Linked DNA regions of Homo sapiens: region 1 is linked to region 2. Evidence: chromatin loops called from intact Hi-C (ENCODE). Cell type or tissue: gastrocnemius medialis. All regions are shown on one strand.

Evidence for each region. Peaks named below come from ENCODE experiments on the same cell type or tissue, not always from the same donor. Only the 100,000 strongest peaks of a DNase experiment are listed, where the experiment ranks them.
Region 1: it touches region 2 in a loop (2.1-fold over the local background); 1 of 110 quality-filtered maps calls a loop at or near these places.

Annotation. Positions count from the first base shown.
Region 1 is chr13:76,772,992-76,776,991 of GRCh38, forward strand. The region is part of intron 1 of LOC105370265 (a long non-coding RNA gene); the gene reads right to left. Among named protein-coding and RNA genes, the nearest start is that of KCTD12, 110 kb to the right of the region's middle. In gastrocnemius medialis, no CTCF peak of the experiment used is centred here; no DNase peak of the experiment used is centred here.
Region 2 is chr13:76,675,198-76,679,197 of GRCh38, forward strand. The region is part of intron 1 of LOC105370266 (a long non-coding RNA gene); the gene reads left to right. The region is part of intron 2 of LOC112268120 (a long non-coding RNA gene); the gene reads right to left. Among named protein-coding and RNA genes, the nearest start is that of KCTD12, 210 kb to the right of the region's middle. In gastrocnemius medialis, no CTCF peak of the experiment used is centred here; a DNase peak (open chromatin) is centred at 2,078.

The sequences.
Region 1 (4,000 bases), 98 kb after region 2:
CCACACTTGAATACCATCAAGTTGGTGATTAAGTTTCACATTCAGACCATAGCACCCTTTAACAGGCTGTTTCTAATTCTAAGCTCTAAATTTATTTCTCAAACTTATTTCTCCCATGCACTCTTTTTATCATGAAACAGCCTTCATGATGGATGTTTCATAAGACTTGCCTAGAACAACATCATGTTCTCCACTTGAAAAAAATAACAATAAAAATAAAACCTGTTCAGAAAAAAATCTGAAGAATATCTGACACCTCCTAGTTGTTCCCTAAGTAACCTGAACTGGTGACCAAAGAATCACCACAGTAAAGCCCTGTGAAGCAATGTAAGTGTCATTGGGCTGATCAGAAAGGTACAAATCCTGAGAGTGGAGGCTGAAGAACTTCAGGCCTTTTTAGAGTCTCTTGTAGAATTTAAACCAAGTACACAATTTTCTCCCTATAAGCTTCATGTTGAAGTCTTTACGAATGAACAGCTGGAGAGTATTAAAAGCTGTGGGACTATTTTCCTTCCTGCTAGAACAAAAGACATTAAAATAAACTGCTAAGGGAGGTTTGGTGACTTACAAAGTGACCTGCATTATGAGCACTTTGGTCTGCTGCAAGATTGGTTCATTAAGGCCAAAAATGAAGTGTTACTGTTGAATGAATTCCCACATTTCCATAATAGCATTGTTAGTTTGTTATGCTTTTCAAAACTTTCCTTTGTGTTCCTTACTTTTATAGTCAATATTTAATTGGGAGCATAACTCTGAGAAGAATCAGACTCCGGGAAATAAGGGAAAGTCAAGTAAAGAGCATTATATCCCATAGGGCACATATACTTTAGGAAAGCCAAGAGGAGAAACAGTCAGCAAAATAAAACCAGATGTGAATTTGATATGATTATACCATCCCTTCCAATATGAACAGCACTTTCAAATTCACTTTTTTTTTCATGGAATCAGTTGAATCACTGAATCCTTTTCGAGTAAGTGAAACATTGAGCAATGCTTGCCCAAAAGAATTACGTGAAGCCCACACAGGGCTTTTGAAAATTCATTTGCATTTGAATGATGCAAATTGTAATTTAGTATAATAAAGACCATGTATTCGAGAAGAAGAAATTATATAAACAGCCCCTCCGACTTTCAGTCAAGTCTACTAGTTCTAATCCCAACATGCTAATTTGAATCTACATGTCCCATCAAAAATGTTTTTCTGTAAAATAAGTTATACCCTTTTTGACCCTGCCACACCTGCCTGACTGTGATAGAATCAAATGTGACCGACACATTTGGTTATTTCCATTGAATATATTCCTAAGAATTCCCCATGAACAATGGATACTCCTGTCCAAGTCCTCTTTGGTACAACAGATAGGGCATTGTGGTCCCACAATAAGAGCGAACGTTTCTAACATATATTCAAGTTTGATGTAGAATTAGTAGAGTCACAAATCTGTATTATGAAACATCATATCTTTGCTGGAAAATAATATTTAGAATAAGAATCAGACTACAAACAACTATAAACATAACTATATTTTCAAATACAAATAGGGTAACAGTGCAAAGTTGTCTGATCATTCCTCAGAATGGTTAATTCACATAATGCATAATGTCTGTACCTGAATATTGCAATGTGGTGAGAGGGGGACTATGCTGTCACAATTTGGGGAGAACATGAAGGGGAATTTCCATTTTTCCTCACTGTGCATGTGTGTTCTGTCACTATAGTGTGGTACTTCCTGTCTTCTTGAAGCTGAGCTTAAATTTTTCAAACCACTTTCTCAAAATCACAAGTTCTCAGACTTTAAGGAATCTTAGAAGCCATCTAGTGCCTTCATCCAGCCCTCATCCTCTCCAAACACAAATAACTTCTTAAATGTTGGGCAGAACAGCTCTCTCTAATGGGGAGGCAGCTGAAGACACATAGAGGTAGTTGCATCTCACATTGTGTTTCTGCTCCTAGAAAGTGCTTCCATATAGTTCTGGCATGGTGGCTTATACTTGTAATCCCAGCACTTTGTGAGGCCAACCATGTGCAGGTATCAAAAGGTACCTCTCCTCTGCTTTCTCTATCTCCAGGAATGTGATTTACTATTAACCAAGGAAGATGCTTGAATCATAATAAATCCTTTTTCCTCCCTGGTACACCCTTCCAATGAATCTACTTCCCAGGACATTCTTGAATTCTGTTCCCTCTTCCCCATTTCCCTCCTACTGCCTCCATCCAGTCCATCACTATTTCTCCCAGGGATTGTGTAACTCTCCCCATTTTAGTCTCCCTGGCTCCAACCTCATCTCATCTCCCTCACTGCAGCCAGTGATCTTCCCAAAACACAAGCATGTGCATGTCACATCCATTCTAATCACACTAAAAGACACCTAACTAAACCCTCTTTCCTATCATGTAAAAGGTACCCATACTTGGCCATATTTTGCAGACAAGAATATGCAAACAAATTGCATTCTTTTTTGGAAGAAGTTCGACTTTAATAAAAGAAGCAGTAGTCACAAAGAAGAACCGCAGCTTTACAAAACATTTCCACATGGCTTATCAGTTCTAAGCTGTTAGTTGACAGTAAACATATGGAGGAAACTACAGTATTAAGGCAAAGATTTAAAAGGCCCCATAAAAATACCCGTATATTTAAATAAGAAATTTTCCAGACCCTCATACCTGGGTAAAATCAAAGCACATGTTATTAGATGCCTTTTAGTTTTTAAGAAAGAAGTTAATCTGCCATTTCCCCCATCATTAATAAAGCATGTGGTTACTTTTATGGCTGTCTACCTACTCAGATGATTGGGGGTTTCTGATAGAGTTTTCTAGTAAGGATAAATGCACTGGAGAGAAAAACATGAAAAAATCGTGATTCAGTAACAGAAGCAGAAAACTTTATAACATTTTTTCATTGGGAAGATTAACTTCTATATCATATGAATTGTCTCTATCATGAACAGCATCATACTAGAGATAGAAATGGATTCTGTTAGTCTTCAGTCACTTTTATGAAACAAAGCAGAGTGATTTAATTATATATTCTGAGACTCCAAATAAACTCTCCTTTTCTTGGCTCTTGCAATTTTCAATAAATATACACTAAGAGGTACAACTTTGGAGTTTCTTAACAAGTTCCCAAAAAAAATTTCTGATTTGTCAATTTGTCTAAATTCACTTAGAAAAAATATTTAAAGGATGATATACCAGAGTACACATCAGCAGAGTATCTTAAACAAATTTTCAAATACTCTCATTTGCTTTTGACAAAATCCATAGTACATTCTAATTTACAGTGCTGCAAAACAAGGATGTCTTCTATTTTTTAAAATTTTTATTTGACTTTGAAAGGTAATGAACTTTGCAAAAAAGTAAAATACTAAATTATGAGTAACAAGTGATTCCAGTTAGGTCCCAGGCCTAAAATCTGACTTCCCTCAGCTCAAAGAACTGACACATCCTCTAAAAACACAAACTATTTTTCTTGCATGTTTATAAGTGTTCATGTAAGTGTGGAGCAATAAGTTTTTCTTCTTCATTCAAAACCTGGAATATTTTGGTTCCAATTTGCATTTTTCATTGTCCTTCCACACTTTGGAATCTTAACAACACGCTGGTGAAAATCTCCTAAGCCGTAGCTCAGTGTTGCCAGCAGCCCTTGAATAAGTTTTTCTTTACTTGGTGAAGGTTAAGAACATTCTTTTTAATGGGCCCATTAATGGATATTATCTAAATTGGATTTTCATACTTCTGTGGAAAATCAAACAGAACACATATTTTGCTGGACATATCACAAGCTGTTTGCCCACCCCAGCGACTTGTGAGGATAGATATGTGGACAAGTCACTGACCTGTTTGTCTACATAAACAAGATGATTTGGGTCAAAATTATAATTAAAAATGAAGTTTCATCCTCTGTTGTAAAATACAAAAAATGGACAGGGCATGGTAGCTTATGCCTGTAATCCCAGCAGTTTGGGAGGCCAAAGCAGGAGGATCACTTGAGGCCAGGAG
Region 2 (4,000 bases):
CTGTGAAGGTGTTTTGCAGAAGTGATCAAAGTTTATAATCAGTTGACTTTAAGTAAGGGAGGTTATACTAGATAATTCAAATGGGCTTAATCCAATCAGTTAAAAATTCTTAAGAGCAGAGCCAAGCTTTTCCTAAAATGGAAATTCTACCTGTGGACAGCAGTTGCAGCTTCAGGTTTAACAGCCAGAGTTCCAGCCTGCCCCTTCTGACAGCTTGTCCTACAGATTTGGGGATTGTCTAGCCAGCTCTTCTTGCATAAGCCAATTGCTTACAAAAAAGTTCTGTGTCTTCTACTGTTGTTTTTTCTGGTTGAATCTTGACTCATACAGAGTCAGAATAATTTTTTAAACTGTTCTTATTTAATTAATCCAAAAAATAGTTGACTATTAAAAATATAGTCACGATGTATTGAGTGAAATGAATGACAACAATGTCACAAGGGATCGTAGGGTAGAATTGGGAATAGTCCATCATAAATTACTTGTACTACCTGTGATGTGCTATAGGCTTATTTGAAAATAGACATGTATTAGTTAAAAATGTATATTGTAAACTCAAGGACAGCCACTAATTTTTTTAAAGTATAATTGATACGCTAAAAAAGATAAAATGGGATCATATTAAATGCTCAATTAAAGAGAGGAGGAAAGAAACAAAGAACTCATAAGTATAAATGATTAAGTAAATGAGAGCATCATGCTGTACATAATATATACAACTAAATAAATCCTTAGACTTTTTAATTTAAAAAAAGACTCAAATTGATATAGATATACAGCTCTCAAGGAGGTAGAGTATAACTTCCCGTGAGTGTGGGCTCACAGTGACTTCATTGCAAAGAGTATATTGTGGAAAGGGGGGAGGGAAATAACTTTACAGTGGAGAAATCTTTCAATAATCTATGACATCCAACATAATGTCTTATTAGCCCTTATCAAGCCTAATATCAGCAGGAATAAGCCATGTTACCATTGATGTGATGTGATGAGAATGGCACTTTGCCACTTCGGTATTCTTCCCCAAAACTCATAACCTCAATTTAATCATAAGAAAAACATCAACCGAATCTCAATTGTGAGACTTTCTAAAATTACCTAAACAGTACTCAAAACTGTCAGGGTCATCAAAAACAAGGAAAGTCTGAGAATGTGCCATAGTATGAGACGCATAAGGAGATATGACAACTAAATGTAATGTGGACTCCTGGAACAGAAATAGGACATTAGGCAAAAGCAAAGGAGATCTGAATAAATTGTGGGCTTTGGTATAAAATATACTAATTATAAGTGTGTGCATATATGTACTTAGACATAATTAGAATTTTAATTTGAATGTATTTAATTGTAAGTAAAATTGAGCATCTTTTCATGTATTTAATTCTTTTTTATAAGGACAGAATTTTTTGCAAATTAGTTATGTATCAGAAGGAAGGAAAGAAAGGAAAAAAGAAAGAAGAAAAGAAGGAAGGAATGAAGGAAGGACATGCTGAAACAGGGAGTGGATTTCCCATTTTAACACTTTTAATTCATTTTACTTATATCAGTCCTAACTTTGATTTTAAATTCTATTATAGTCTAGTTTTTTAAAATTTTTAAACTTTTATTCTTAATCTTTAATTTTAATTTACATTAATATTTTAATTATTAACTTTCAGTCACTTCTTTTTTTAAATTACCATTTCTACAGTATTCCCTTCTTTTATACAAATTTGTTTTGTTTATAACAAGTACTGACCTGTTTATGAAGTATGTTCTAACTGCAGTGAGAAAGCCAGCATCACGAATATGAAAGCTGGGAAAATTACTTTCCTGCTTGTATTATTAGCTATTGCTGCATAAAATTCACCCCAAAATGTAGTGGCTGAAAACAATAGTCATTTATTATATCTCCATGATATCAGTGAGTCAGGAATTCATACTGGGACCACAGAGCAGCTTGTCCCTACTTCATTACGTCTGGACCTCAGCTGGAAGGCTTAAAATCTTGTGCCTAGAATCATCCAAAGGCTGCTTACTGAAGGCTTTTTGAAATCATTTGAGTCCAGCTGTCAGCTGAGGTCTGAGCTGGGGCTATGGGCCAGAATACACACACATGGACTCACCACGTGGTCTGGGCTTCCACACAGCCTGGTGGCTATGTTCTAAAAGTAAGCGAGCTAAGAGAAAAAAGAGGAATCCATACTGCTTAATTACAACCTGGACTTGAAAGTCACACAGCATCACTTTTACCATGTCCTATTGGTCAAGGCAGTTCCAAATGTGTATTCAGTTTTAACGAGGAGACAACATTGTCAATGTCATATTCTTTAACAAGCATATGGGATGGGATACATATTGGTGAAGCCATATTTAGAAAATACAATTTGCCAGATTATCAGATACATCTGAAACAATCCTTTATGTTTCTTACAAATAAACTTTGTGGCTTCCAAGTTTGGCTATAAAAATAGACAAACAGATAGGTAAACAGACTTCACCTGGTTAACTTAGAATAATTTGGTACAACACATTTCTCTGTCCCAATTGGTTGATCAATGGTTGCTTCTCCCACATATTGTCAACTACTCCCATATTCTACAAATATTTTAGAGTCCATGTTCCGGTCACTGCACTAGGGTCTGGAGAAATATTGGTAGTATTACAGAATCCCTGCCCTTAATGAGCTACAGGTTTATGGGCAACACAGAAAGCAAGCAGGAAATTATAATTCAATGTGTTTCATATGTTAACAATGGTAAGTATTGGGTGCTGTGGAAGCACTTGGAATAGACACATTACCTAGGCCTGGGAATTGGGAACAACTTCCCAGAAGTACCATATGACTTAGAATGAATAAGTAGGAGCTATCCAGGAAATTGGTATCCGTGATGGAGGAAGGGAATGGGTAAAAGTATTCAAAACAGAGGGAAAAACAGGTTTACACTTCTAGGAGCAAGAGAAAATGTGGCATAGTCATCGATCAGACCTTGTAATCCCAAGGTGCTATGCCCAGGGCCTCAAATGTACTATGCAAAGCAGCTGAGATTATAAGTCCAGCTCAGAGACCCCTTCAGGTCTACTATACCCTCTGTGAGAGACTGACTTTTGTCAGGTTTTGTCCACTTATATATCCCCAGTGTCTAGTATACCTAGCACATAGGGATGCAATAAGTATTTGTGGCTTCATACTTGGATTCCTGTCTCTGAATATTGACTTTGAATGAAAACGCTACTGGACAGTCTTGCTATTCATTATTTTCCATCCTAGATGCAGCCTTTTGGCTCAGGCTCAGCTCCATAAATTGTGGCCTGAAGAAAAGACCTGCCGTCATAGGCTTCCCAGCTCCAACCCAGGCCAGCAACCAAAGCTACTGCTCCTCTGAAAGTTCTGTCAAGCACTTAAAGAGCTAACAGGGCATTTGAAAATTCATGGTCCCCAGTGTCTTCAACTAAGATATGACAGAAGCCATGGCAGTAGACCTGGAGTTGGTTATATCTAGAGAATGATATGGCTCACACTAATACCTTTGCCCTACCTTGGTAAGGACACAAGTGATGCTCACTGTCCTGATATACATGCCTGCAAGAAGATATAACTGAAGGGCTTTATCCATATAGCTGAGCTTATTGCACCAGCCTCAATCTAAAATTACATATATGATAGAATGTTATTTCAGCCTTGAAAAAGAAGGAAACCCTGCCATTTGTGACAATATGAATGAATCCAGAGACATTAAGTAAAACAAGCCAGACACTGCAAGACAAATACTGCGTGAATTTATTTGGATGTAGACTCTTTAAAAATTAAACTCATAGAAACAGAATAGAAGGGTCCTAGGGGTGAGGGGAGTAAAGAATGAGGAGACTTTGGTTAAAGGGTACAAATATGTAGTCATAAAATGAGTAAGTTCGGACACCTAATGTACAGCTTTATTACTATACTTAATAATGTACACTTGAAGTTTGCTGAAAGTAGATCTTTTTTTTTTTGAAATGGAATCTCGCTCTGTCACCAAGGCTG